Regions from separate parts of the Homo sapiens genome. Here all the other regions are linked to region 1. A link is a loop called in an ENCODE intact Hi-C map of the cell type or tissue named here. Cell type or tissue: heart right ventricle. All regions are shown on one strand. Region 1 overlaps OTUD7A (OTU deubiquitinase 7A). Region 2 has its middle 15 kb from the start of LINC02352. Region 3 overlaps LOC105370939 (a long non-coding RNA gene). Region 4 overlaps KLF13 (KLF transcription factor 13). Region 5 overlaps KLF13 (KLF transcription factor 13). Region 6 overlaps KLF13 (KLF transcription factor 13). Region 7 holds the start of KLF13 (KLF transcription factor 13).

What was found. Peaks named below come from ENCODE experiments on the same cell type or tissue, not always from the same donor. Only the 100,000 strongest peaks of a DNase experiment are listed, where the experiment ranks them.
Region 2: a loop joins it to region 1, with 8 times the contacts of the local background. A loop is called at or near these places in 107 of 110 quality-filtered maps.
Region 3: a loop joins it to region 1, with 2.7 times the contacts of the local background. A loop is called at or near these places in 29 of 110 quality-filtered maps.
Region 4: a loop joins it to region 1, with 2.5 times the contacts of the local background. A loop is called at or near these places in 57 of 110 quality-filtered maps.
Region 5: it touches region 1 in a loop (2.6-fold over the local background); 41 of 110 quality-filtered maps call a loop at or near these places.
Region 6: it touches region 1 in a loop (4-fold over the local background); 46 of 110 quality-filtered maps call a loop at or near these places.
Region 7: a loop joins it to region 1, with 9 times the contacts of the local background. A loop is called at or near these places in 59 of 110 quality-filtered maps.

Annotation. Positions count from the first base shown.
Region 1 is chr15:31,486,824-31,490,823 of GRCh38, forward strand. It overlaps OTUD7A (OTU deubiquitinase 7A), which reads right to left. Exons shown (of 13, transcript NM_001382637.1): 11 at 629-743; 12 at 371-455. Among named protein-coding and RNA genes, the nearest start is that of KLF13, 160 kb to the left of the region's middle. RefSeq lists an enhancer at 2,992-3,641 and a silencer at 3,147-3,297. In heart right ventricle, CTCF peaks have their summits at 1,977 (motif pointing left), 2,177, 3,415 (motif pointing left) and 3,614; DNase peaks (open chromatin) are centred at 2,078 and 3,138; H3K27ac peaks cover 1,069 bases.
Region 2 is chr15:31,199,297-31,203,296 of GRCh38, forward strand. No RefSeq gene overlaps it. Among named protein-coding and RNA genes, the nearest start is that of LINC02352, 15 kb to the right of the region's middle. In heart right ventricle, a CTCF peak has its summit at 1,557 (motif pointing right); a DNase peak (open chromatin) is centred at 1,555.
Region 3 is chr15:31,395,400-31,399,399 of GRCh38, forward strand. The region is part of intron 1 of LOC105370939 (a long non-coding RNA gene); the gene reads left to right. It also overlaps a transcript of KLF13 not described here. Among named protein-coding and RNA genes, the nearest start is that of KLF13, 71 kb to the left of the region's middle. In heart right ventricle, a CTCF peak has its summit at 2,036; a DNase peak (open chromatin) is centred at 2,002; H3K4me3 peaks cover 902 bases; H3K27ac peaks cover 3,791 bases.
Region 4 is chr15:31,333,944-31,337,943 of GRCh38, forward strand. The region is part of intron 1 of KLF13 (KLF transcription factor 13); the gene reads left to right. Among named protein-coding and RNA genes, the nearest start is that of KLF13, 9.1 kb to the left of the region's middle. RefSeq lists enhancers at 1,712-2,212, 2,213-2,713. In heart right ventricle, no CTCF peak of the experiment used is centred here; a DNase peak (open chromatin) is centred at 1,748; H3K27ac peaks cover 4,000 bases.
Region 5 is chr15:31,351,429-31,355,428 of GRCh38, forward strand. The region is part of intron 1 of KLF13 (KLF transcription factor 13); the gene reads left to right. Among named protein-coding and RNA genes, the nearest start is that of KLF13, 27 kb to the left of the region's middle. In heart right ventricle, a CTCF peak has its summit at 1,972; DNase peaks (open chromatin) are centred at 1,113, 2,213 and 2,713; H3K4me3 peaks cover 2,118 bases; H3K27ac peaks cover 4,000 bases.
Region 6 is chr15:31,363,864-31,367,863 of GRCh38, forward strand. All of the region lies in intron 1 of KLF13 (KLF transcription factor 13), which reads left to right. Among named protein-coding and RNA genes, the nearest start is that of KLF13, 39 kb to the left of the region's middle. In heart right ventricle, CTCF peaks have their summits at 2,143 and 2,768; DNase peaks (open chromatin) are centred at 556, 2,168, 2,761, 3,359 and 1 weaker place; H3K4me3 peaks cover 2,166 bases; H3K27ac peaks cover 4,000 bases.
Region 7 is chr15:31,326,235-31,330,234 of GRCh38, forward strand. It overlaps KLF13 (KLF transcription factor 13), which reads left to right and starts at 601. Exons shown (of 2, transcript NM_015995.4): 1 at 601-1,555. The coding sequence starts at 979. RefSeq lists a promoter at 1-782 and enhancers at 1-323, 3,433-3,997. In heart right ventricle, CTCF peaks have their summits at 1,899 and 2,101; DNase peaks (open chromatin) are centred at 297, 907, 1,577, 1,884 and 2 weaker places; H3K4me3 peaks cover 4,000 bases; H3K27ac peaks cover 4,000 bases.

The DNA.
Region 1 (4,000 bases):
TGTTGTGACTTGCCTGTGGCTTGTTTTCTGAGTGGGCGTGTTGATTCCTTCTGCAGAAAATAGGGGGACAAAAAATCCCTTTACAAGAGCGCATGCTTGCATGCACACATGCCTACATGTGTGTACACAGCCACTAGGTCCAGCCAGAGCCACTTCAAGCCATAGCCAGGGTGGCCCCAGCTGCATGCAGCTGGGATGGCTAGGTCAAAGGAGGTGGAGGAGCTACTGGGCTGTGGGTATGGCTGGGGTGGGCGGCCGGGCAGGGGCAGGCAAGAGTGTGGGAGCATTTGGGAGGATGCACCCTGGTCAGACTGGAGCTGAGCAGCCTGGACCCTGCTGCCAGGTCTGGTCCCAGCACAGCCAGGCTCACCCGTGTCTCGGAGGGGATCCGGATCCACGTCACGTTCATGTAGCTGTGCAGAAGGTTCAGCTTGGCTTCTAGCGACAGGATAAGGCTGGCAAGAGAAGAATATCCTATTGAAATGGTCTGAGCTGGCCCTTATAGCACCCAGTCCACTTGCATGCCAGCTGTCCCAGGAGGAGCAGGGGTGGTACATTCCCTCCCCAGGATGCCCCAGCCATAGCCCTCCCTGTGGGCGCTGGGGAAAGGGACAGAGTAGGATCTTACTGGGCCAGCCGGGCGTTATCGTTGTCGTCTTTCCCCCACTCCCAGTCCTTGCCAGGGTCCACTGCAAAGTGCAGAGGCAGCAGCTTGTGCTCAGAATCCGTCAGGGGGATCACGGCTGGAACAGAAGAGACAGAGCCGTGCTTGGAGCCCCGGCAGTCCCCAGGCAGGATGGCAAGGAAATTCCCAAGCCAGGTATCTGGGTGACAAATGCACCGAGTGGACATCTACACAGATCTGTGCCAGCAGGAGCATGAAGACCAAAACCACTATTGCTAGTTTTTAAAATTTCGTATTTATTGCGGACAGTGGAGAGCAGTTGGAAGCGTCACCTGGACCCTGGCTCTCTTTGGGTCTGTCCAATGGCAGATACTCCATTGGGCAGCAGAATGGGAAAAAAGCTATTGCTGCCTCTGCTATTTCTAGGAAGGATCTAGGCAGGTTAGGCACACTTTGGGAGGCCACCTTGCAGGTGGGCCTGGGGCTCAGCTCTCCTGTCTCGTCCCAGAGAAGGGCCGAATGTGCAAGTCAGGTGAGCAAGGGTGTTGCTGACCTCTACTGGTTTGTAATTTTGTGCCACAAGTCTGTATCAGTGCCTGGGACCCATGGACCCACCCGCCCCTGCCCGTGGGAAGCTCACCTGTGCTGGGGACAGATAAGCAGGTTAACAAACATCTCATAATGTCAGGTGGTGATGAGCCCTGGAAGGGTAAACACCAGGCAGAAGGCAGTGATGGTGAAGCCTTTTTCGGATGGGGTCAGGGGGTCCTTTTGAGGAGGTCACATGTAGGTGGAGATTGCAGTGATGAGCCACTGGCTGGTCATTTCTCAGAGGGATTGACTCATCACAAAACTTCTGTGGTGAAACTCACCACCCGTGGGAAATCCTGGCTCACTCCAGAAGGGCTAGGGTGGAGGGGGTATCTACAGGTTTGGGATCTTCTAGGAGCTTCTGAGCTGCTGGGGGACCTGATGAGAGGAGTGCCTAGTGACACGGTTGACTCCTCCCAAGGGCATTGTCAGGGACAAGGGCAGGAGGAACTGGGAGATGGTCTCCCCAAGTCTTTCCTCGCAACAAGCAGCAGCCTCCTCCATGGGCTCCACTTAGCTCCCCTGCAGGCCCCACACCTGGGAGTCACACACAGCAGAGAAGCACAGCCACCTTGGACCAGCTGCTTTGCCTCTTTGCTGGTGCCCATGGTTCATGGCAAGGGTGCCATGGCAAGAACAAAAAGGCAAGGAAATAGATCAAATCGAAGACTGAACACCAATAGTTGATTTGGTAAGAAATTGGAAAAACTGACTCAATGCTGCCCTCCAGTGTTGCTTAAGAGGAAAAGTGGGTGCAAATAATTCCCCTCTCCACCCCCGCACCTCTTCTTCTCCAGCTTCCCCAAGCTGCCAATAAGGGAAATGCAGCTTTGCTGACCAATGACCAGCTCCGGGCTTTTCATTAATCTGGCTTGGGATTGGAAAGTGCAGTGCTCTGATTTGAGAGGTCAGGGGTGGCTTGGCCTGGCTTTGCTGCAGCCTGCTGGGTTCTGCCTTGACGTGGCCACCCTTTCCAGATCTGAGCTGCAGGGCAGACACACCCAGGGAGGGCTGCAGGGCTGGCTCAGGGACAGGTCTCCCTTGGGTGGTGCCCAGCAGCCTGTCCCATAGTTCTATGAGTCACTACACAAACAGAGAAGGGGTTAGCCTCGCTTCTTACTCATGGGGCAGGGGGTGGCACAGGCTCTCCCCATCCACAATGTTTCCCAGAATAGAGCAGTGCAGCTCCTGGGAGTTCCAAGCCCCCATGAATGGATGGGCCAAACCAAAGTGTCCAGGAAAGGGACTCAAAAAGCAACATTTTAAATAAGCATCTCCTGTGGCTTTTAAAATCAAGCAAATTCAGGAAATATTGTTCTAGAACAAGAATAATCTGTTAGAAGCAGTTCCTGTGGGTGCAACTTGGACATTTTGGGTCTGGCTGTCCACCCGCTTCCCAGGGTAGAATTGCTGTTGGAGAACATCAGCCCAGCCACCACTCCATGTCTTAGCCACCCCGGCCCCAGGATTTAGGGGGAACAGGCACCTAGTGGCATCCATGGTCTGTGGGCAGAAGCAATGTGGGAAGTGCTGGGTGATGTGCTCAGGCATGGGGGTGTCTCTCCCCACTCCCCTTCCATGGTGCCTGCAGAAGACAGCAGATCTCCACTGAAGAGCTGCCTGACAATTGAGAACACTCCTTTTAGATTTCCACTGTGTTAAGTCACTGTGATTTTGGTTTGTTTGTTTCAGATAAACCACCTAAGCTAAGACGGCACCCCAGACAGTCACCCTCACTTCCCTATCATGGGGTTCCTGGGGACTCCTCCCCTCAACAGCAGGGCTGGAATGGACTCCTTGGGCTGCCCAGGGCTCCAGTGCACGGTGGGAATACCCCTGAAGGGGCTAGTGCCTGTCCACCTAGAAGGGTCCAGCAGCCTTGCGGCCTAGATCTGGCTGGGGTGAAGGGCCAGGTACTGAGAGGCTCTACGGACATGCCTGCTCACAACTGAAGACACCGAGGGGCTCAAAGGAAGGCTTTTCTGCAGAGGGTCAACTGCGGCCTGTGGTGAGGGCTGGGGCTGCAGAGCCCAGGGACAGTTCCGGCCAGGAGGCCATGAAAACAGGTCCTCCTCGTGAGCAGCGGCTGCTCAGGATGCCTCTGCTTCTCAACTGTACACCCTGACATTTCCCTATTGGAAACCTGGCTTTACCAGTGAGGAGCAGCCATGCAGCGGCTTGCCCTCTGGTGGTAAATGTCTAGAACAGCAACTGCTTTTCAAAATGAGCCTAAAAAGGCCGGAAAGGTGTTTTGTTTTTGTTTTTGAAAGGCCTCTTGTATGTCTTTTAGCCTGGAAACATATAGGCATCATCTCATGCTAGCCTGAATATATTCTGAGTACTTATTTTCTAAAAAAAAATCAAGATTTCTGGTTTTTGTCTCCGATGTGAAAAGCTGGAAGAGCATTGTTCCACCATGAAAACATTCCAGTCAAACTGCAAATTCACAACTTATCTTTAACCCACCAGACAGCTGAAGTCACAGGGAAACCGACTTATCCAATATCTAAGGAAAGACAGGTGCCTCCAAGGAGAGACAGACATGAGCTTAAGAAGGGCCAATTCAGCTGGACCCCAGTAAGAATCATTCAGCTAAAATGGTTAAATTGGTAAAGGAACAGTATCAGCTAGTGAAATAATATGGAACCCTGGGGGCTGAAGATATAAAGGAAATTCACATGCACCTGCAGGCTCCTCTCCACAGGACCTACCTGGTTCTCCCAAAAAAGACTGGCAGGAGTTCTAAGAGAGTGTCTCCATAGATATTTCCATCCTACCTCTACC
Region 2 (4,000 bases), 290 kb before region 1:
ATGAGACTCCTTCTTTTCTTTTCTTTTCTTTTCTTTTCTTTTCTTTTCTTTTCCTTTCTTTCTTTCTTTCTTTCTCTCTCTCCTTCCTTCCTCTTTCTTTCTTTCTTTCTTTCTCTCCTTCCTTCCTCTTTCTTTCTTCTTTCTTTCTTTCTTTTTTCTTTCTTTTTTTGACAGTCTCACTCTGTCACCCAGGCTGAAGTGCAGTGGCACGATCTCGGCTCACTGAAGTTTCTGCTTCCCTGGTTCAAGCGATTATCCTGCCTCAGACTCCCGAGTAGCTGGGATTACAGGCATGTGCCTCCATGCCTGGCTAATTTTTTTTTTTTTTTTTTTTTTTTTGTATTTTTAGTACAGATGGAGTTTCACTATGTTGGACAGGCTGGTCTTGAACTCCTGACCTCTGGTGATCCACCTGCCTTGGCCTCCCAGAGTGCTGGGATTACAGGCATGAGCCACTGTGCCTGGCCTCCGCTCACTTCCAAACTTGCTCCAAGTCTTCAACGTTTCAAACAAAACAGCAGTGGTGCCCAGGCTCTCTGGAAGCCAGGCCATCCTCCCAAGTTGGCCCACTCCTCCACCCCTTCCTGCTCGCTTGCCCTGCCCTGCTGCCTTCCCGTCCTTCTTTTCTCCACTGCTTTGTGTGAGCTTCTGAAGTCTCCTGTCCCTAGAAACTGCCCTTTGTCAAGGTCATGAATAAGCCCTGGGGCCAAATCAAGGGGTGGAAAATGGAGACAGGCAAGGGAGGCAGAGCTCAGGGAAGAGGGAGAGGGAGTGGCCTTGTGAGTGTGGACTGAGCTCAAATTCTAGCCAGGGCCTTCCAGGAGACCTTGGTCTTCCCACTGGTCTTCCTCCTTTCTTGACCTCTCACAGCCTCATCCCCCACCCATTGACTCCAAACCCGTGTCTGTGACACCCTTGTTTCAACTTCTTGTCCTTGTGTCAGGGACCCAGGAGTCCCCGAACTGGAGACGTTACTGAACTTGTGATGGACTTTCCTAACTGGCTGCAAGGAGCCTCTGGTGGGGAGGGTGTCCTGGGGGGGGAAACGATGTGGAGGGAATATCATTAGCTCCCCATGGCCCCTCACTTTCCTGGCAGAGACTCCAAGGACGGGGTGCAGCAGCAAGTCTCATCCCCTCCACGCTGTGGCTGGTCCTCAGGGCCAGGGCACCCTGCCCTTGAGACCTCTTCCCACGTGTCAGCTCATCCTGGAACACCCAGAAGCAAAACAGGATCAGGCTTCTTGGAGTTTTCTTTCCAGTAAGGAGCTGGTCACTGACCAGCAGTGCACACTGAGCAGAAATTGCCATTGGTTTCTTTTTTAGGGATAGAGAGAGCAAGTGTGTGTGTATGTGTGTGTGTGTGTGTGTGTGTGTGTGTTGTAATCAGTGAATCAAAAAGATTCAAAGAGGAGAGAGTAGTGACTCCACCAGAGCTCAGAAAGAGGAGGAGGAAGAGGAGGAGGTAGCGGTGGCCATGGCCCAGCTTGTCAAGGAGCCGGCTGGTGCTCCTGAATCACGGAGGGCCTCCCATCCACCCACGCCGTCACCAGCAGGTGGGGACCGTCAGCCACTTTCTGGCAAATCTCAGCAAGTCAGCACGGCAAGTTGAAAGAAGGAGCCAGTACCTCTCCAGGACAGCCTTCCCTCCAGGGCCTGCTGGGGAAGAAGGAGCCTGGGAGCTGACTTCAGGCAGCGAAGTAGTAGGCTTGCAGGGCGGGAGAAGGCCCTGAAGCCCTGGCTCAGCCCTGGCGAGTCGGGCTCCACGGGGTGCTTGTCCTGGGCCTCGGCTTCCACATACAGGAGGTGCTGGCTGTGCCGCCTGACCCCTGAGCCGCGGGGATTAGATGACTTGCCCCGGGTCCTATTACTGGGACTTTTCAGAACCCAGCGGGACCCCGGGCCTCAGACCTGGCTGCTCTTCTGGGCACCAAGCACTGCCACTTCTCTCACGTTCTGACTGCCCCAGGCCCCTTCTCTTTTGGGACCAGTGCTGTTGAGCCTCCGAGGGTCCAGGAACCGGGTGTGGTGAGGTGCAGGGGTCCTGACTATGGGTCTGACTCTGGATGGCGGCAGGACAGCATTCCTGGGCCCAATCCCCTTCCCCTGCCTGCCTGCTCTGTCCCTGCTCCAGCTTGCGCGCCTCCACCCCCTGCTATCCCCTACTTTTAGCTGTCCTCTCACCCTCTCCACCCTGCCCCAGATCCTCCCTCACACACACAGGTTCTAGGCTGGCGGCTGGTTTGGTTGTCTCCCCCATGCTCTTGGAACCCCTAGGTGCCAGGTTATCATATCCGACCAAGAACAAAATCCACCCAGCAGTGAGCTGTGAGCACTTTCTGTTTGGTTGCTGAAGCATGAATTTGTTAGAAATAACGGCGGCTGACACCACAGTACGGCCCCTCAGCCACTCCTCCTACACGGTGGAACCTTCTGGAAGGCTGGATATGAGCTACGCCTGCCTCTTTTCTTGGTTCCTCCTGCTGCCCCCAAGAGCTGACTGCCTCTGGGGCTCACCCTTGGGTCAGAGCTGATGCCCTGAGGTTCAGGTATTGGCCCTGTCATTCTGGGAGCAGGTGTTTTCTTCCCACGCATCTGTCTGTCCCAGTTGCTCCAGGTCCACAGCCATGAGCAGAGCCATGACAGGGGCCGCTGCTGTCCATGAGAAGCACAGAACTTCTGGCTGGGGGTTGCCTCTTCCCTTCCAGGTATTAATTATAATAACTGAAATGTGCTTAACGCATGCTGGCCTCTACTTAAGCACTTTACATATATTAATCCATGCAATCATGCTACAAAATGGATGCCACTATCATTCCCATTCTACAGATGAGAAAACATAGGCTCAGTGCAACTGTCTAACTTGCCAGGGTTACCCATCCATCCAGAGATCAGCAGAACTGGGCCACCCAACTGGCTGGCCTGAGTCTTGTCTTCTATCTGCCTCTCAGGATGGCCATCCATCCACATGACCATGTGGCTTTCAAAGAACCTGGAAAAAGACACCTGTTCCAGGTGGAACAGGCACTATCTGCCTGTTCATGTGGGCATAAGCAGCCCACCTGTGGGGACTGCTTGGTTCTCCAGCCTTCCACACATCCAGTGCCCACGATATGCCCATATACCATATACTGTAAAGTGCTTGGGGAAAACCTTATTCTTGGGCCCCTGGCAAGGTCCTTGCCTGACTTCTCCTTAGGATGGGTGAGGGGAAGTAGCCTGGAGGGTCTACGTCCTGGCCTGGGGTGGAGATGTCACCTGGACTCTTGGCAGTGGGGGTTTCCACCCCCAGGATAAGCTTACTACCTGAGTCCTATAGGTTGCAAGTATGCTTATGATTTTCCTCTCAACCTCACATAACATTATGTAGGCTTTGGAGTCCAGAACCTGCTAACAGTTGAAAGAGCCACGTTGCAAGTAACTGTGCGGACTTATCCTGACCTTATGCAACAGATTCTACCGTGAATATGGAATAATGTGGAGTCACTCAGCAAATGCGCCCTGAAGGCCCACTGGGCATTGGAGAAGCAAAGGTGAGCAAGAGAGACACAAAACCCTGTCCTCGGGTTGCTTGGAGTCTAACAGGGCATTGAGCACCATGAGGGCCACGCTGTTTTGAGGACACACTCTGGACATTATTCATGAATAGCTTGGTTTATTACTGAGAAAAGTATACAGTGTAGGGTTCCCCTGCCTCTCTGGCTGTTTGTCAAGACAGTGAACAGCCGCCGGGCCTCCTTTTCAACAAACCAGCCAGCGCTGTGATGAACTCCGCCCCACGTGCACCTGGGCAAGGCTCTGTCACGAGGTTCTCTCCATCACTGTGTGGCTAGGCAGGACAGAAGGAGGGAGAGAAAGCAGCCATGCCTGGGTTCTCCCAAACCTTTGACATGCCCGGGTTCTCCCCAGCCTTTGATGTGGCAGAAAACAGCTCTCTGTAAGGCAGACAGCTGCACAGACAGAAAGCCCTGCTATTTGTCAGGGGCTGCCATAGACTGAGG
Region 3 (4,000 bases), 91 kb before region 1:
TGCTATGAACATGTGTGTACAAGCTTCTGTGTAGACATAAGTTTTCTTTTTTCCTTATTTATTTATTTATTTATTTTTGGACATAAGTTTTCATTTCTCTCGGGTATACACCTAGGAGTGGGATTACTGGGTCATGTAGCAACATTATGTTTAGTTTTGAGGAACTGCCAGACTGTTTCCATCTGCACTATTTTACATTCCCACTGGCAATCCATGAGAGGTCCAGCTTCTCCACATGCCCCAACACTTGTTACTGTCCTCCTTTTTGTTCATAGCCATCGTCACGGATGTGAAGTGGTACCTTATTGTGGTTTTGATTTGCATTTCCCCGATGGCAACATTTCATCTACAGTTTTGACATTTAATTTCACTTAATAATATCACATCAAAATTAATTTGATAAAATAAAAATGGGGGAGGGAAACCCCCAAAGTATGTGGAATTGAGTTTCCCAAGTCATGCTGCTGCTTGGTGGTGGAGCTGAGATTCCGGCCCAAGAAGTCTGCCTCAGAGTCCCTGATCCTCCATCCTCTGCCTACTGGACATTCACCAGCTTTTCTGGCTGTTGTCCCCTCAGGGCCTGTGATACACGTGCCCTGGGAGGGTTGGTTTTTTTGTTTTTCTTTCTTTCTTTCTTTTTTTTGAGACGGAGTTTCGCTCTTGTTTCCCATGCTGGAGTGCAATGGCGCGATCTTGGCTCAATGCAACCTCCGTCTCCTGGGTTCAAGAGATTCTCCTGCCTCAGCCTCTTGAGTAGCTGGGATTACAGGCATGCGCTACCACGCCCGGCTAATTTTGTATTTTTAGTAGACGGGGTTTCTCTGTGTTGGTCAGGTTGCTCTCAAACTCCCGACTTCAGGTGATCTGCCCACTTCGGCCTCCCAAAGTGCTGGGATTACAGGCATGAGCCACCGTGCCCGGCCTAATTTTTGCATTTTTAGTAGAGACAGGGTTTCACCATGTTGGCCAGGATGGTCTTGATCTCTTGACCTTGTGATCTGCCTGCCTCGGCCTCCCAAAGTGCTGGGATTACAGGCTTGAGCCACCGCGCCCGGCCTAGGGTTTTTAAGGATAATTTGGTGGTTGGGGGGCAGCCAGTGAGTTGGGAGTGCTGATTGGTCAGTGATGAAATCTTAGGGAGTCGAAGCTGTCTTCTTGCATTGAGTCAGTTCCTGGTTTGGGGCCACAAGATCAGATGAGCCAGTTTATTGACCTGGGTGGTGCCAGCTGATCCATGGAGTACAGGGTCTGCAAAATATCTCAAGCACTGATTTTAGGGATCTTAGGCTTTACAATAGTGATGTTATCCCCAGAAGCAACTTGGGAAAGTCAGAATCTTGTAGCCTCCAGCTGCGTGACTCCTAAACCATAATTTCTAATTTTTTGGCTAATTTATTAGTCCTAGCTACAAAGGCAGTCTAGTCCCTAGGCAGGAAGGAGGTCTGCTTTGGGAAAGGGATGTTACAGTCTTTGTTTTAAACTATAAACTATAAACCAAGTTTTCTCCCAAAGTTAGTTCAGCTTACACCTAGGAATGAACAAGGACAGCTTGGAGGTTAGAAGCAAGATGGAGTTAGTTAAGTCAGATCTCGTTCACTGTCTGGGTTATAATTTTGCAGTGGTGGTTTCAACAGTGGCTCAGGGGCTGGTGCCTGTCCCTACCCTGAGCCCAGAGGACACTTTCCGTCCTCCAGTCCAGGTTTTTCGTTTGACTTTGCCACAGGAACATTTGCCAGGGGTCATTTCCCAGGCGGAAATGGGCAAAGGGGGGTTGGGAACAAGCCTGAGGCCCTGAGGCCAAGAGGGTGTCCAGGTTCAGGGTGGGGCGGGGTGGGGTGGGGTGGGGCGGGCAGGGCAGGGCAGGGCAGGGGTGCACGTGGCAGGGTGGGCAGGCTTCCCGGCGCTCCGCTCAGGCCACGCCCAGCGCCAGCATAATTACCGGGAGAATAATTACGAGCCCAGAGAGCCGCCGACCCCGCCCATTGCCGACCATTCTCAGGCCTGGGGCGGTGGCGCCCTCTCCTCCTCAGTGACGCGCACTTGCAAAGGCTGCAGGCCAAGAGGTCCAGACGCCTCGGAGTGGGAGGGGCCGTGGCCTGCCAACGTTGTCTGTCCTCAAGGGAGGGGCGCTGGGAAGTTCCTGGGCCTGTTTCCCCTTTGGGGTCAGGGCTGCCTCTTGCTTCCAGCTCTAGCAGCTGCTAGCAAGTCCTTTAACATCCCTGAGCCTCAGTTTCCCCATCTATAAAATGAAGATGGATTTGTTGAGGACTAAATGAGCTACTCTTTGTACAGTGTGAGGCTGATTTTGTAACATTATTATTATTATGTTATTTTCAACCATACCCAGTGGCCAGCAGCTCCTGGCACATCATAAATGTCAGAGGGATGAACTACACAGATGAGGACGTGGAGGGGGTCAGAGTTAGGAGCTGGATGTGGGGTCTGCAGACTTCTCTGGTCTTTGGGGGTGGCGGCGGGGGGGGTGGTGATCCACTCTCCCTGGGGAATTCTTCAGTCTTTCTCTCCTGTGCCTCAGCCTGAGGGCCTCTGGCAAGTGCCTCTCCAGGAAAACACCACCTCCCAGCTGCTCTCCGGGTCGACCCTGAGTTTATCTTGGGTTTTACGCAGTCCGGGGCCAGTAATTAGCCTAATAAGGAGCCTGCTAGGCCTGCGTCTCTGCTCAGGCTCCGATAGTTACCCAGTAATTTACCTGATCTCTCGGATAAGGCCTTTGCCTGGACAGGTTCCCACCACAAAGCACAGGATGCTCCTGCTCGGGCGGGGCCTTAATTGGTGGTGTTTTCAGAGATTCTCCAACCCTAGTTGAAAGGAGCCCAGGCCTCAGAGGCACAACCATGGCCATCACAGCAAGGAAACAGCCCAGGTGTTAGGGGACAGGGCTGCACCAGGACACAACAGACCAGACACGGCAGCACTGACGAGTTTAGAAGGCGTATGGGGGTGGCAGCAGAAGCTGCCAAACCAAAACAGCTGCTGGCATTTCGTGTGTAGTGGCTGGGAGCAGAGCGTGGTGGGCAATGAGGGAGCCAACTTGGCCCTGGGGCCAACCCCGCAGCCTACACCCAGGCTCTGGCCAGCGCCTATTTCAGGGGCATGCTCGGTGCTGCTGCCTGGCCCCCAGGGTACTCCCAGAGCAAGAGCCCACTGGCTCCTGGACCCCAGTGGAGAAGCAGCGACCCCTTCCATCCCAGGGCTCAAGCTCAGGGCTCCGAGCCCTCCCAGCCACCTTTGTCCCCAGGCACAGTACCACATCAGGAGTGTCTGACTTTGGAGCAGGCCCCCAGGCCTTGGAAAGATCAAGCAGGAGGCCAAGGCTGTTGGAGCTGAGAAGCAGGAAGAGTCAACCATGCACGGTGCCCTCCTCCCTCTCCCCCAGGGCAGCTATAGGACTCTGTGGGTGGGAAGAGCCTGCAGCCAGGCCAAGAAGCCGTGGGCAAGCCCTACAGTCGCCTAGTGCTCGCCTACACAGCTCCCTTTGATCTGCCCCACTGGGCGGGGCTGTGTCATCTACTGGGTTTTCCCTGGAGCCTGTGCCCAGGGAAGCTCAGTGTCACACAGCCCCAAGCATCCTGTGTGTCCCTGGCAGAGTGCGAGCCCCTTATCCTGCCTCAGTGAAGAGGACGGTGCTGGCTGCCCTAGAGGATGTCAGCACCAGATGGAGAAGCAGAGCAGACTCCACTGGGCAAAGTTGCAATCACCCTCTGAGAGGAGCTGAGCTCCCTCTGAAAACAAGGGGCCCCTTAGCCCCACAAATGTGGGGGCAACCCACATGGCAGGGAATTGCATCCCTGAGTTTTCCCCCTGCGGCTGGAGTGCAATGGCGCAATCTTGGCTCACTGCAACCTCTGCCTCCCAGGATCAAGCGATTCTCCTGCCTCAGCCTCCTGAGTAGCTGGGATTAGCCCAGCTAATTTTTGTATTTTTAGTAGAGACGGGGTTTCATCATGTTGGGCAGGCTGGTCTCAAACTCCTGACCTCA
Region 4 (4,000 bases), 150 kb before region 1:
TCGCCTCATGGGGGGGGGAGGGCATGGGATATTAGCCTGTCCTACTGCAGGATCACATGGTTAAGGTGGGCGGCCAGGCTCAGCCCCTTCTGTCCACCTGGTTGGTTTCTACTCCATCTTCCAGCTTCCTTGACTGGAGAGATGTTGGGGGTTGGGTTCAGCTTTGGAAGGCTTTTGAAGTCAAAGGACCACCTGGAGGAGGCCTAGGTGCTCCTTTCCCCAAACAGACAAGACACCCTGATTTTCTTTTGAATGAAAATGGCTCCAGATGGTATTAATAGCCAGCTCAAGGGTAACTGTGAGTGTGTTCTTGGTCAGCCCACCTGAATGCCGGCCCTGTGGCCACAGGCAGCCTGTCTCCTAGGGCTGGGGAGGGCCTACGGCGGGTGACACTCTCTAAGTCCTGGTGAGTCTTTATGTGCTTTCAAGAAATAAACAAAAATTGTCCTAAGTCCACACACCTGAACCTGTTTTTCTTTTCTTTCTTTCTTTTTTTTTTTTGAGACGAAGTCTTGCTCTTGTCCCCCAGGCTGGAGTGCAATGGCACAATCTCGGCTCACTGCAACCTCCGCCTCCCGGGTTCAAGTGATTCTCCTGCCTCAGCCTCCCAAGTAGCTGGGATTACAGGCGCCTGCCACCGTGCCCAGCTAATTTTTGTATTTTTAGTAGAGACGGGGTTTCACCATGTTGGCCAGGCTGGTTTCGAACTCCTGACCTCAGGTGATCTGCCCACCTCGGCCTCCCAAAGTGCTGGGATTACAGGCATGAGCCACCACACCCGACCTTTTCTTTCCTTTCAAAGCCCCAAATGGGATTATTTTCTTGAGAAGTCAACTTCCTGTCGAGATGGGAATAAACTTTTCTCCAGCTTGGCAATTCAGAAGCAGCCACTGTGCTGTGTGGCTGAGGTTGGGGTCATGGAGACAGCCACCAGTGCAGTCCTCGGGGTGGGAGATACTGAGTTCAGAAGGCTTTGGACACTCTTCTGGGCCAAAATAACAGAAACTCGAACTTGTTTTACTCTTGGCATCAATCGGGCACTGGGCACAGAAGAAATCCTCACCCAACCAAAAGCTCTGCCATTTGGCCATAAACACGTATGCCTCCATAGCCACGTACATGTGTAGAAACACATATGGGTGTGTGTGTGAGTGGACGTGGCACCCTGCTCATGCTTGCTGAATGGGGGAGCATCCACACCTGGAACATAGTGGCTATGTGGAACTTCTGATTTCTAGTTCAGTTTTAGATCTTAGGTCCGTCTTCATCCCCAGCAAATGTTACCAGCTGTTTGTGAGGCAGGCTTTTGGGGGAGACATGAAGTTTGTTCAGTTGAAACTAGGGCTGTGGTGAAGGGGCTATGCCTTCACACCCTGCTGCCCTGCCCAGCAGAGTGACCGGCTCCTGTGTCCTCCACACTGCTTCAGTTCCCCTCCTGATGCAGGGCCAGGCTGTGATCGCCATTTGCTGTTGGGCATTGTGTGTGTGTGTATGTGTGTGTGTGTGTGTGTGTGTGTGTGTGTGTGTGTGTGTATGGTGGCGGGGCAGGGGGCGGGGGGAGGGCACAGCATGGCACCGAGCACCAGAAACACAGCCTTGACCAGTCCCTGGTTTTTACCAACATCTTTCTGGACAAACAAGACAGCACACTTGGCAGGGGGAGTATTCTGTTTATTGTTCTCCATTTTTGAAGTTCATCACACAAAAACACTTGCTAACCAGAAACTTGGCTGCACTCCGTGGCCATTGGCCAGTCTGTCCCAAGGTGACTTGTTTGGGGAAGCACTGAAGCTTGATGTCTCAGATTAAATGTCCTTATGCTGGTGCCACAGGGGTGTGGCCTACTCTGCATGGATGGGTGACCCTGGGTCCCCAGGCACAGGGCACAGGCTCGTCTCCTTGAAGCTGGAGCCCACGCTGCATCATGAAAGAGCTCTGCAAGAATTGAAGGCCCAGAGCAAAAATCGCTTACCAAAGAGCATGTGGCTCAGAGCCTACCTTGGCCTCCTGTCTCAGGAGAAACTTCTAAAGGTGGAGTTGTGTCACGTGCTTGTCTCCTGTGAGCACAGGCCAGGTGGGAGGAAGCTTGGGAGTGGGGAGAGGATGACGTGGGCTCAGAGGAGCCACGAGCTTCTCCCCCGACCCCAGCGTACACTGGACACACATGGGAGGTGAGGTGATGCCTGAGCAGCCTGGCGAGTGGTCAGGGCCCTGGGTGGGGCCTCCTCATTCCCTTTTGGAGCACTGGCAGCTAATGCTTGGGGGGGCCACCATCCTTTCCCGGTCTGGCCTCGTTGGGGGACACATCTGTCTTCCTCCTGGAGTAAGGAGAGCCTGTGAACAAAGCAGTGACCCCAAGACCTATGGCCACTGGGGATGGCAGGAGCCTTGTGCTTCCATATGTGGGTCCAAGCTGTGGATGGGGAGGCCAAGTGTCCTGGCATGTGGGAGGTGGTCAGGTGCTCCCTGGAGATCTAACAGGTATGCATGGGTTAGCGAGACCTGAGAGTCCTTCTTGGGCCACACCTAAGTATGTGCAGGGCCTGTGATACAGCCAGAATTTCCTCCTCTGATAAACTTCTCTGAGCCTTTCTACTTGTCTTTAACCCTTTTATTGTCTAAATGCTCACTAAACAAGAAAAATAATACAGGGAACTTGGTTTAGGGGTATTGGTAGAAGTTAAAGTTGATGGCAGAGCATGAATAGGGGTGTCTGCAAGGAATTGTTGGAAAAGAGATTGGAAATAGAGCGAAGGCGTATGTGAGTCTCAGAACCTGACTCCTTTGTTGACTGGGAGTGGGGCAGAGGGCATGGGTCCAGCAGGTCATTGGTCTCGGGTTACCAAAAAGGTTAAGGCTATTCACCTGGGCCACTGGCTGGGGTGCTGCTCAAAGCCAGGATCTGGGAGCCGGGGTCAGCACCTTGGGTGCACCTGGGCATCATAGCAACAACAAACCCCAACACATTTTCAGGGACCAGGGCGGATAAATGGGAGTTAATGACATGGTTCCCACACATCCGAATCTGGGATATGTAAATGTGACACACAGTCTGAGCATTTGGCAGGCTCTCCATGGTCTTGCTTTGCATAGTTTGGCCTATCTGCTCTCCAGACTTACTGCCCCGTTGTCCTCACCTGCATGACTGTCCATGTCTGGTTTGTTTACTCGTCATTGAAGGCATCCACAGGGGTGCCATCTGCCCCCATGTCCCTCTCCCACTAGGCATGCTAAGTGGCCTGCGGCAGGGCAGGCAGGGACTCAGATTCCCTCCATCCCATCGCTGAGGTCTTACTTCCTTCTTCCGCCCGCCTTACACGTGGAAGGTTTCTCCTGTGCTTGTCCACCAGTTGTTGTTTTTGTCTTCTAGCACGGATGGTGTGGCAGAAGGAGGCCTTGGACAGCAGCACGTTAGGACCCACAGGGGCTCTGGCCCCTTGCAGCTGTGTGTTCTGAGGGAAGATGCCCAAGGTTTTATTATCTTTTCCAGAGCGCCCTTTTTTTCTGCTTGCATGGCAGGCCCTTTCTAAAATTACAGTCATAGGTTGCTTAATGACGGGTGCGTTCTGAGAAGTGTGTTGTTAGGCAGTTTCGTCCTTATGTGAACATCATAGAATGCACTTACTATGCACACCTAAATGGCATAGCCTACTGCACACCTAGGCTGTATGGTGTAGCCTCTTGCTTCTAGGCTGCAAGCCGGTACAGTATAGTACTGTCCTGAATACTGTAGGCAACTGTAACACAATGGTAAGCATTTTGTATCTAAATATAGAAAAAGGTACAATTAAAATGGGGTGTCGTCTTATGGGACCAGCCTCTCGTCCCACGTGGACTGTCATTGTTTGAAACGTCATTATGTGGTGCATGACTGTACTTTGCTGCTTGGCCTAAGGTGCCAGGGCATTCTCTGGGTAAGCCTGAGGGGCTTTGCAGGATACCATCTTTTATCAAGGTTGAAATTAGTTTTAGCACTTTATTCTGTGTCCCCTTTGCGGCT
Region 5 (4,000 bases), 140 kb before region 1:
TAGGCTCATAACCCCAAGGCACTGACTGGTTTCTAACCTGGTCTGAGTGGTTGCCCCGTGTGCGCTTGTCTTGCACTGAGAGCTCCAGTGATTGGCTGTCCTGGGACAGCCGTCCACCTCATTATTTTCAGGGGGAGTTCCCAGGAGCCTGCAAAGGAATGTGCATTTTCAGGGCAGGTTGCTTCTTTTCAGAAAGGAAGGATGAGTGTGCTACCCGCAAGCAAGGCATGAGAGCGCCCAGGTATGCACCCTGGCAGGGAGAGTGGGCGGGTGGCTGTTGGATGTCTAAAAGGGTTTTGCACACCGGGCGCGGTGGCTCATGCCTATAATCCCAGCACTTTGGGAGGCTGAGGTGGGCAGATCTTGAGGTCAGGAGTTCAAGACTACTGGCCTGGCCAACATGGTGAAACACTGTCTCTACTAAAAATACAAAAATTAGCTGGGTGTGGTGGCGGACGCCTGTAATCCCAGCTACTGAGGAGGCTGAGGCAGAGAATTGCTTGAACCCAGGAGGTGGAGGTTGCAGTGAGCTGAGATCACGCCACTGCACTCCAGCCTGAGCAACAGAGTGAGACTCCGTGTCAAAAAAAAAAAAGGGAGGCGGGGGGAGTTTTGCAGTGAACAGAAGTCACTGTTTAAGTAGAGTTTACACACAACAACAAAAAAAGGGTTTTGCAGTGAACAAAAGTCACTGTTGGAGTTTACACAACAGAGGGGTCGCCACGCTGCCCCGTACCTGGGAGCTTCAGACTGTTCCGAATAGGCCTCCCCTGGACACTGAGATCTTGGAGGCTTTGTGATCCAGCCTTGGATGCCGGGTCCTGAGATCTTGCAGTCCAGGGAAAGGTGAGATTGTCTCACAGCAGAGGCTTGCCTGCTGCAGGCCACGCTCAGGGGTTTCTACCTCCCTCAGTCCCAGTGTCTGCCCTACAGGCTCCCTTGGTCCCGCTCAGAATGCACAGACCTGACCGTACCAGTGAGAAAGGACAGGCTGTGTGAGCTCTGCCTGGCCCAGGTGTGGGCTGGCCACGGGCTCCATGCCTGCCTTCTCCATGGGCCATGACGTCGGCCAGCAGCCTCAGCAGCTGCTGAGATTAGCGTCTGTATGTGGTGCCACTTGGTGTGCCTCTGGCTCCTGGCCCTGTGCTGGCCCCGTGGAAGGGCCTGTCAGCATGTACTCTCTCCTGGGGACAGGAGCAGTATCTTCAGGGCTGGGTCTACCAACCCGGTCTGTGCATTTCCAGCCTCCTGTGTGCTTCCCAGCTCTGAATTATGACCACTGGGCTGATTTATTTCTTCTGACATTTGCAAGCTGTTAGGTGGCAGAGATCAGTGAATAAAAACTTAATAAAAGGCTGTATTTAATCCCATGCATCCTAGGCTGAGCCAAGTTCCCTTAGGATTGAGCATCACCAGATAGAACCCAGAGCCCACTGGCATTGGGACCTCCAGGGTGGCTACTTGGAGTTTTTGTGGGGAGGGCAGTTTCTTGACCGTGGAGCATGACGAGGCTGGACCCACCTCCCCGTCTGTATGCAGCCACCATGCAGCCCACCTAGGCTGTGGGCTCTGTTGATGCCGCCTTGGAGTGTGCGGCTTGCTCTGGGTGGGCCTTCCAGGGGAGGAGGGACTGCAGAGGTAGTGACAGGGAAGGGACCCTGGGCCAGGGGGCTGGGCTCAAGGGTGGCTCCACATCTGACTTTGTGGCCTCATTTCCTGGTCTGTCACTTAGGGAGTTTTGCTGGGGCCTGTTAAAGGGGGAGTGCCTGGAGGTATCAAAGCAGGGGCTTGTGGCCCTGGTCATCCAGTAGTTACTGGGGGTGTTTACAGCCGCCTGTGCTGGGCCTCCCCTGGAGAGGAAGTCACGCCCACGTTAAGTGCGTGGGAAACCTGTCCCAGGCGTTCTGTAACCGTAGCTGCAGGTGCTCTGGGTGTTGCCTCCTGGCTGTAGAGGGCCCCCTTGTGAAGAGGGGAGCCCCAGGTTGGGGGGCCTGGGCTGGCAAAGTCCCTGCCATCTGGCCTGCCCACTTGGGGCTGGCTGTGTTGGGCCTGGTCCCACCAGGGCTTGGGCTGCTTCCAGATCTGTTTTCATTTTCAATTCCCTTTATTGCTATAAAACCACTTCGGGGCTGCAGAGAACAAGCTGTTGTCCTCAGCTGACCTCAGATTCCTGGCCTCAATTGTTTGCCTCTTGCTAATTTTAGCTTCTGATCATTTCCACTCTTATCCTCCCCCCAAAGGGAGACACAGACCAAGAATAGCTGCTGGGAAGGGGGGCTGTGGTGGCTGTGGCCAGAGTTCCAACAGTGAGCTGGCAGGGCTGTGGAGTGGCTCGCTGTGGCCAAGCCTGGGGCAGGGGGCTCTCGGCAGGCAACCCCCACACCCTTCCCCTCTCTCACCGAGGACTCTATACTGCAGGCATGGGCCTCAGAGGAGAAGAGGACTTCACTGTTCCTTCTTTTAAACAGAAACCAGGCTGCTTCTGGGGAAAAAGTACACCCCCACAGCCCTGCCTAGCTTGAAGACCCCTGAGAGTCCCTAACTCCCCTGAGCCCTTCAGACTCCAGGACCCAGGTTGTAGTGTGGGGTCAGACGTGGCACTTGACTACAGCCAGGCCCTGGATACAGCGTCAGTGTGGAGGCCTCAGGCCTATCCAATCCCTACCCAGCTTGGCCCCAGAGCCTGGCACAGCTCTGCCCTCCCAGTGAGTGTCAGGCTGCAGTTGACTGACAGCAATGTCCAGTCCAGGACATCAGCCCAGGCCTGCAGGATGGGACTTTGCCTGCCTGGGGCAGGGAGAGAAGCAGCTGACCAAACCCCAAACCGTGGTGTGCTGGTGAGCAGGCCTGGGGAGAGCCAGAGGAGGGATGGGCTGAAATCCAGCGAGGAGGAATGGCCTCCAGGCAGGGCCTAGGGTTGCAATCCTTGTCCATATATTAATAGTTTTGTAATTTTTGTTTTTGTTTTTGAGACAGAGTTACACTCCTGTTGCCCAGGCTGGAGTGCAATGGCGCGATCTCAGCTCACTGCAACCTCTGCCTCCCGCGTTCAAGCAATTCTCCTGCCTCAGCCTCTCAAGTAGCTGGGATTACAGGCACCCACCACCACACCCAGCTAATTTTTTGTATTTTTAGTAGAGATGGGGTTTCACCGAAATGTTGGCCGGGCTGGTCTTGAACTCTTGACTTCAAGTGATCTGCCCACCTTGGCCTCCCAAAGTGCTGGGATTACAGGCGTGAGCCACTGCACCTGGTCATATTAATAGTTTTTAAACTTCTGTTTGGAGAACTTCAGACAGATGCCCACATCTTCAGGACACCCACATTTTCAGCACCTGCTAGCCCCCTGCAGTCTTATCTCTGCCCCTCCCCCACCACCGTCCTCTCCAGTTGTTTTGAAGGAAATCCCAGATGCAATATCAATTTGTCCATAAATATTTCAGTGCCTTACATCTTCAAATGAAAGCCTGATACGTCTAATTTTCATACTGGGCTAACAGTAAGTGTGAAGCAAAAAATCCAAAGCCTGAAGTCACCCCACATGACTTGGTATTGGGAATTGTGTGGATCCAGCCCTAAAACCCCCGGGCTTGGGGTTGGAGCCACCATTTAAAGAAGTGTTGGAGCCCATCTCGCCATCCCTCAGCCTCGAGTTATAACTAGTCATAGGTAAAAAGAAGGCAACCAGGACACAGGTGTTTATGAGATCAAAAGCAACAACAACCGAAACAATCAACAGTGCTACTAAGGTAACACAGATAGGTGAGGAAGAGGCCAGGTGCTCAGTAAGTGTCTCCTGTGGACGGTCCCTCACCTCCCCTGAGCAGAAGGGCAGGGTGTCATCTCCACATGCCTTGGGGAGATGGCAGGGCCAGCACTCTCCAATGGCTTCTGAAGAGGAGCTACTAGGAGAAGAAAGTGATGCTCTAAGGAAAGGCTGGACTGCCGAGAGCAGTATACCCATCCCATTTTGTAAATTATGTTAAAAATTGTGTTAGAG
Region 6 (4,000 bases), 120 kb before region 1:
TGTGGTTTTATTTTTCACATTAGAATCTTTGACCCATTTAGAATTTATCCTGGTGTAGGGTGGGAAGTATGAACCCAGCCTTTCCAGATGCTACCGAAGTGTCCTCATAACATGTATTGACTGCTCCCTGCCCTAGGGGTTCGAGATGTCACTCTGTCCTTTGCACAGTTACCACTACCTTTCGTTCTAATTCTGCCATTTCTGCTGGGCTTCACTGGCCAGTGATCAGCTTACGAAACTGTGTTGAATCCTGGTGGTCTCGTTTCCCCCACGTCATTGTTTTGCAGGATTTTTTTCTGGCTATTACTGTGTGTTTTTCTGTATGAATTTTTAGGATCAAGTTATCCTATTCGAAAACAAAGCAAAGCAACAAGAAAAATGCCTACTTTAAAAAATATCTTCGCAAGCATTGTAGAAATGTGGAGCCACACATTTGCCCAAGGAGGATTCTCTCACTGAAGCAGTGTTGCCTCCGACACTGTGGCAGTCTCCAGCCAGGCTTCAGCACCCTGCCAGCTCTTGCATGTGAAGAGTGGATAGTAGTGTGTGATCAGCGGCACTAGACCAGAGCGCCTGGGACAGGGCACACCTGCCCCCCATGTCTCTTTCACTACTGGGCGGCTCACAAACATGCTTCCCGGGGCCCCTTGGCCCATAGGTGATAACATTGTTATCTCCTCCAAGCACCACTGTGCAGCAGGCATGTGCCCCACGTATTCTCCCACTTAACCCTCACAGTGACTGAGAAACAGGCTGGATGACAATCCCTGAGGCATCAACAAAGGAGTGGAGGTAGAGCAGGCTGCTTCCTTGCCCCAGGCAGGTTCCAGCTGCGGCTCTAGCTCTGGCGCCAGCCAGCTGAATGACAGCTCACTCTCTCCTCCTGGGCCTCACTTCCCTTACCTGCTCAGTGGGTGGGTAAGAGCTTCCAACCTGGACTTCCTGCGAAGCCATGTGCATGTCAGCTCCATGTGGCTTAATAAACCACTAACATTTCTAGAGACGAGCAGGACAGTCAAATGGCCTCCTAAGGAGTTAGGAAGTCCACCCCCCACCACAGAGGCCAGGCCTTTCTGCTACCCCTGAGGCTGTATGCCTGAGTTTCATTGGAGGCCAGCAGTTGATCAGCCCCTGTGTTTGGCCATGCTGACCTGCTCCAGAACAGGAGGGTGAACAGTCTTCCTGGAGTGAAAAACATTGCAGTCTTGAGGTTGGGAGCTAGAAGTGGCCCCAAACCAGTGCCCACAGGGCAGAGCTGTCCATCAGTGAATGACAGCCCACTCACTGGTGGGGAATACCTGGAGACTGGGGACAGTGGCCTGGGAGCCTGAGGGCAAGCAATTTCTCTTTGGAAGCCTCTCCCTGTGCCTCCCTTTGAGTCTGACCAGCGCTGCCCCTGCCATTGCCTCCAGATACACACCCACATGGACCCTTGCGCTCCAGAGGTCTGTTGTATCCAAGACATCCCTGTGAGGGTGATGGCTCATTTGCCTTTCCAGGACCTCCCGGTAGGAGTTGCATTTCTTCCCTTCTCCCTTCCATGAAGGGGAGCTCAGCGAGGCTTCCTAGAGAAGACCCAGCAGGAGGCCGGCAGAAGAGGCCCTTGCGGCAGACGCTGCTCTGGCCCCAGCTTGGTACCGGGCATTGGAAACATTGCAAAAATGACCACTCAACAGGCTTCCCACAGGAGGTTCGCAGACAGAAAGATCTGCAGTGTGGTTTATACAGGTGCAGCTGGAGCCGGGTGGGGTGGGGGGGCCCACTCACCTGTGGGGGGTTGGGGGGGAGTTTGGCTAAGGCTGGATTGCAGGAGATAACTTGGAGCGTGCCCTTTGCGCAGGAGGGCAGAGCAGAGTGGAGTCCATGCCACAGCCCGAGTCTGAGCTCAGGCTTTGAGCTGGAGCACGCACACTCCTGAGCTGGCTGCATTTGCATGTGGCTGCTGTGGGGGAGAGGGGAGGGCCTGGGACTTGGGTGTTGAGGCGGATTGGGGGCTCAGCTGAAGGAGAGAGAGCCCCTGCGCCCCCCTTCCGGCTGGCTCTCTGAGAGAACACGTTGTCCCCGCCTGGGCCTGCGGCTTGGGCAAGAGCAGCATGTGGGACGCTGTGTTCCTGATAAGATGAGGCAATTGCTCTCACTCGGGGCGCTGCTCCGCTCGCGGCCTCGCTGTGGCGCCAGGGAACATTTATGTAACGCGCAGCCCTGAGCAGCTGCCCCGCCCAACCATACTCCAATCCCCACCCACCCCACTCTCCCCGCAACTGCATGCGGTCCCCTACCCTGCATCACCCGGCCATGCAGCCTGGTACCCGAAGAGTCCCCCCTCTGCTTGGCACCTGTAGGACCCCCAAACCCCAGCATGGCTTAGCCCCTCTCCCAGCTCCCCACAGTTCCCCCAACCCTCCTACAGCCTCCCTTCAGGGCTCCAGGGCACCTAGTGCCCCTCCAGGCTTGACCCCAGCCCCCTTCCTCTCACCAAGTCTTCTCACAAGGCCTAACCCCGCCTTGTCCCACGGCCCCCACCCCATGCACAGGCACAGGCACACATAGCCAGAACCCCTGGGGCCCTCCCACCTGGGGAGCTGGAGTGACTCTGAGATCCGGCAGGAAGGCTAGGAGCTCCTCTGCAGGAGTCTGGAATCTCCTACTGGTTCTCTTGTCATTTTGGAGCTAGAGGGAGCTCCTGTCCTGGTGAGTCCCTGTCTTGCTGTTGCTGTCTGTGTACCCCATGCCCGGGTGGAGGCAGATGCAGGGTTTGAGCCCAGCAAGGAGGGTGCTTGGATTTGTTTAGGCCATTGGGCTCCCTTTGCCTTAGAATGGGAGGCGGGCTCACTCCCTGAAGGGCCGGGCCTGGCTGGCCCCTCACCTCACTGTGTGCCCCCCTGTGCTCACTGTACTCGGCTGCACGCAGCCCCGCCTGGAGTCTGTCCCCATAACAGCAGTTTTTAGAGTGAAGCTTGAGGACACTCGCAGGTGCCTCAGACCCTTCAGAGGGGCCATGAGATCAAAACTGTTTTCATAACAATAGCACTGTTTGCCTCATTCTCCCAAAAGAGTACAGTAGGCTATTGCAGATGCTACAGGATGTGTGACAGCACCACGACGACTGGAATGCGTGCTTGGGTTGAAGACCTTTTTTCCATTTTAATTTGTAATTTCTAATACGATGAAAGCAGTGGCTCCCGCCCACATACAGGAAAGCTCCTGGGGCTCCCTGCGGATCATGTGGGTGAAAGTGGCCTGGGGCATGTTGCTCCCTGTTCCCGCCTCCACCCGTTCTCCCTTCTCTGGGCTGCTCCTTGTCAGCCTCCTGGGTGCTGCCTGAGTGTCACTACCAGGGGACCCAGCCAGACCCAGTGTTGCTCCTTGCTAGCCTGAGCCATAACTCCTGTTGTGGGCCAGTTCATTGGCCGTCACCTCTCTGCAGCAGGCTGAGGGAGGAGCAGAGAATGGAGCCGTGGGGGCCGCGTCTGCCTGGGTCAGGACCATGTCTCTGGGCCAGGCACCCAGTATGTGCCCTGTCAAAGCATAAAGCTCCTGATATATAGGGAGGCCAAGAGCTGTGCTGGTGGAGTGGCTGCACCCAACACCCACCTTCCTCCACTCCAGGCTGCCTGGCACCAACGTCCCATCCATTGGATGCTGCATTTCTCTGCGGCCCCAACACCATGTGGTCCACCTGTAGCTCTGTGTACCTCACATGCTTCCCCAGCCTGCAGGCAGAAGAAGCTAAAGGACAAGGCTCCTCACAAGGGCTATTAGGAAGCAAGGCTGAGTCTGAATTTGGGTTGGCTTCCCCCCACACCAACAGGCCCAAATCAGAGGAGACCCAGTTGACAGGGCTAATGACTAAGAGCAACAATAACAGCTGAGATTTCAGGAGTGGACCTTTGGAACGTGCCAGGCGCTGTGCTGAGGCCGGTCGTGCGCAGCCCCATGGGATCACTGTATGGACCCCCCGCATGAGGACGGGGCAGTGTGCTCACTTCCTGTGGCTGCT
Region 7 (4,000 bases), 160 kb before region 1:
GGCGCGAGTGCGTTCCGCCCCTAGGCAGCCCCGCGCCCGGCCGGGCAGACACGCCTCCCCGCCGGCGCCCATCGCGGGAGGAACAAATGGCGCCCTCCAGAAACCGCTCCCCTCCATGCCGGGGGCCAAGGCTGTCACCACATAAAAGCTCCGGCAGAGAAGTGCTCGCTGTGTCCCCGCCGCGGGGGGTACAAGCAGCCGCTCCGCGCCGCGACTACCCGGCCCGCCGCCCCCGGACGTCATGCGTCAGCGCGCCCCGCTCCAGTTTCCGCCCCTCCTCCCACCGGCCCAGGGGACACGCCCACTGGCGCGCGCAGGGCCCGGGACCGGGCACGCCCCTCTAACGGCTCGGATTGGCCTGGCCGTGCACTCACGGACCAATGGCGTCTGTCCCGGCCCTCGGTCACGCCCCCTTGCCCAGGCGCGGGCACGCGACCGCTCCGTTCCGCCGGTGCGCGCTCTGGGGTCCCCGCCCCCTCCGCGCGCGCAGCTCCCCGCAGCCGCCGCCGCCTGTAACCTGCGCCGCCAGGATGTGGCTGGGGGCTGACGTCGGGTCCAGATGTGGCCCCGGCCCCGCCCACCCCCGGGGCCGGGCCGCCCACACGGAGCCGCGGCGCGCACGGCAGCTGTCCCGCCTGCCACAATGCGCGGCGAAGCTGCGGCCGCGACTTGGCGAGGTGGTCCCTAACGTTGCCGCTCGGCATCCTTAGAACCGGCCGCCCCTGACGCCGCGCGGGGACCCCAGTCGCCCGCGCGCCCCATGCGCTCACTCTTCGGTGCCCGGCCGGGCCGGCGCCTCGCAGACGCGGAGCCGCGCGGGTGACGGCACAGGCGGCTGCGCGCCCAGCCCAGCCCAGCCCAGCCCGAGGAGAGGGCGCGCCGCGCCCCCGCCCCCCGCCCGCTCTCCCGAGGCCGTGGGTGCGGATGCGCGGCTGACGACTCGCAGCAAGAGCACCGCCGCCGGCCCCAGCCCGCAGCATGGCAGCCGCCGCCTATGTGGACCACTTCGCCGCCGAGTGCCTCGTGTCCATGTCGAGCCGCGCGGTCGTGCACGGGCCGCGGGAGGGGCCGGAGTCCCGGCCCGAGGGCGCGGCCGTGGCCGCCACCCCCACGCTGCCCCGCGTCGAGGAGCGCCGCGACGGTAAGGACAGCGCCTCGCTCTTCGTGGTGGCGCGGATCCTAGCGGACCTCAACCAGCAAGCGCCGGCGCCCGCCCCGGCGGAGCGCAGGGAGGGCGCCGCGGCCCGGAAGGCGAGGACCCCCTGCCGCCTGCCGCCGCCCGCCCCCGAGCCCACCTCCCCCGGCGCCGAAGGCGCGGCGGCCGCGCCCCCCAGCCCGGCGTGGAGCGAGCCGGAGCCCGAGGCGGGGCTGGAGCCCGAGCGGGAGCCGGGGCCCGCGGGGAGCGGCGAGCCCGGCCTCAGACAAAGGGTCCGGCGGGGCCGAAGTCGCGCCGACCTCGAGTCCCCGCAGAGGAAGCACAAGTGCCACTACGCGGGCTGCGAGAAAGTTTACGGGAAATCTTCGCACCTCAAGGCGCACCTGAGAACTCACACAGGTCAGTGGGGCGGCGCGGGCGCCCGGATCGCGCGGACGGGGTCGGCGCGAGCTGCCCGACCACGCCCCCGGAGTCCCCGATGGGGCGCGAGGTGGGGGCCGGGCGGGCCGGAACGCCCGGGGCCTCGCCCCTTCCCCTGCCGCTCCGACCCGCGGCTGGCCCCGCGCGTCGCGCGAGGCGGGTCTTGGCTCTCGGAGCCGGCGCCCGCCAGGCGACCGCGCCCCCGCCGGGCACGCCCCCTCCCCGGGCGCGCTCGGGTGGGGCCGCGGGGGCGGATATAGTCATCTGGGCTGGGGGCGGGGACCCCTCCCGGCCGGGAGGCGGCGCGGGCAGGTGCGGGCGGCCTGGGTGTGGACCGCAGGCGGCACTCGTGACGGTGGGGCGCCCGGAGCGGGGGCAGGGGACGCTCTCCGGGGTCCCTCCTCGTTTCCTCCCCCGCTGCCCGGGCGCGCGCTCAGGAGGGGAGGGGCCGGCCCCGGCGCGCGGCGGGCGAAGTTCACGCAGGGACAAGGTTTCCTTCGCCACTCGGCACATTCTTCGCTCTCTTCTTCCTGTAATTTTTCCAGCGCTCTAAGGTTTAATTTGTCGTAACCAAAGTCAGCGGCGGCGCTTGGCGATGCGGGGGGCGGTCCCGGGTCCCGCTCCCCGCCTGCGGCTCTTTGTGGGAGCCCCCGCCCATCCGGCCCGGCGGGGGCGCGCCCGGCCCTAGGCTCCTCGGCCTCGAGGCTCTCTCCGGAAAGGAATGCCCTGGCCGCTGCCCATCCTCCGTGCTGCCCTCTCGCCTGCCCACCTCTCACCTGCCCTGGGCCGGTGCGGGGCGGGCGGCACCTGCACCAGGGCGGGCGCTGAGCCTCCAGCCTGGGGATCACCGCCCGCCCCCGCCAGCCCAGCGGCAACAGTTCCCACGCGCGGCCCGATACTTTGTAGTTGATTCATCTGTGGCGGTTCCCTCCCCCCTTTTTGTTTCGTTTTTAACATAAAGATGAAAATATTTTAATGGACGGCAATCCTTCCCCATTTTGGTGTAAAGAATTGTATGCTTCCTCTGAGCTCACGTGAGTTCTTCTGTGACACTCACCTCTTCTACCTTGGGGGCAGGCTCAAAACCCGTCTACTGAATACTGTTGTCTTGTGACCAAGGGTGGTGGTCTCTCATTTGTAAAATAGTTCACATAGTGATTAAAAGGCATAAAAAGAAGCTGCAGCCTTGGATACCCTAGAGCTGAAGGCCCCTTTTTTTTACCATTTGGAACTGAAAGGGCCCAAGGTCTGCAGGTGAGGCTTTCAGATCTCGGACTAACTTTCCCCAGGGAGGCTTTTGTGGCCGCTCCAAACCACGTGGCAGGTGATGGGGTAGAGGGTGAGAGCGGGGCCATTTCTAGGCATTCGGGGTCAGTTAAGGGTGTGGGGGCTCAGGTTGGGGGTGGGAGTCAGTGTGGGCTCAGAGTTCAGCTCGGGACGCGGCTGCAGGGTGGGTGTGGCCCTGGGGGAGGGGCCAGGCTAGGCTCAGCTCGGCTCCAGGTGGATCCTGAGTATCGGGTGGGGGCAGCGATTGGGGCGTGGCTGGGGTTGAGATCCGCTTTGGGGGATGATGCCCGTGCTGGGCAGGATACTTAATGTTTGGGAAATTTTTCTACGGCCTCTGTCAGGGTGGCCTGCCACTCGGCAGCACCGGTAGCGGGGAATTGAGGAGGGGGGTGGCCGAGGGGAGGGGCTCGCCGTCGTGGGCGGGGCCGGCTTGTCAGGGCCTCAGCCTTGGGATGTCTTCCTGGTGGGTTCATCTCCCGCTTCAGGCTCTGGCCCCGCGCGAGCCTCTTGACTAGAATATTGGCGCAGGGGCTCTGGAGACCCGGGCCTCCCGCTGTAGGTGGGGCCAGTTTCCTCGGAGCGCCTGGAAACCGAAGGCAGGCAAAAGAGCACGGGACCAACCCTTTGAGTGTCTGCAGTGTGCTACAGTGCTCGTTCTTGAAGCAGAGAAACTATTCCACCCTTCAGGTGTGCAGACATCAGAAGTCCTACCTCCAGGGTGGAAGCCGGCCTCCAAGTTGGAAGTGCACAGGGCTCCGGCAGCGGGGTGGCGGGGAGTTGGGAAGAATGCAGATTTCCGGGCCCCTGATGCCGACCTAGTACACACAGTTCCAGCGTGCAGTTGGGAGTGCATGTTACCGGTACCCCAGGTGACCCATTATGAGAGTTGAACTGCCCAGAAACCTGCCTCTGGAGGGAGTCTGGTTCAGCATCTGGTGGAGGGCACCCCTGGGAAGCCCATTTCCAGCCCCTTCCCAGGTGTGCAGAGCATAAGTAACTGGTGTTCCTCAAGGGAGAAGAGGAGCTTGCTGTTGGGGGAGAAAAGAGCATCTTGCAGAAGGGAGAAACCCAGGCAGGCCTCAGGGATGACTGAGAAGGCAGGGCACAAGGTGATGGCTTTGCTGCAGCCGTGGGCTC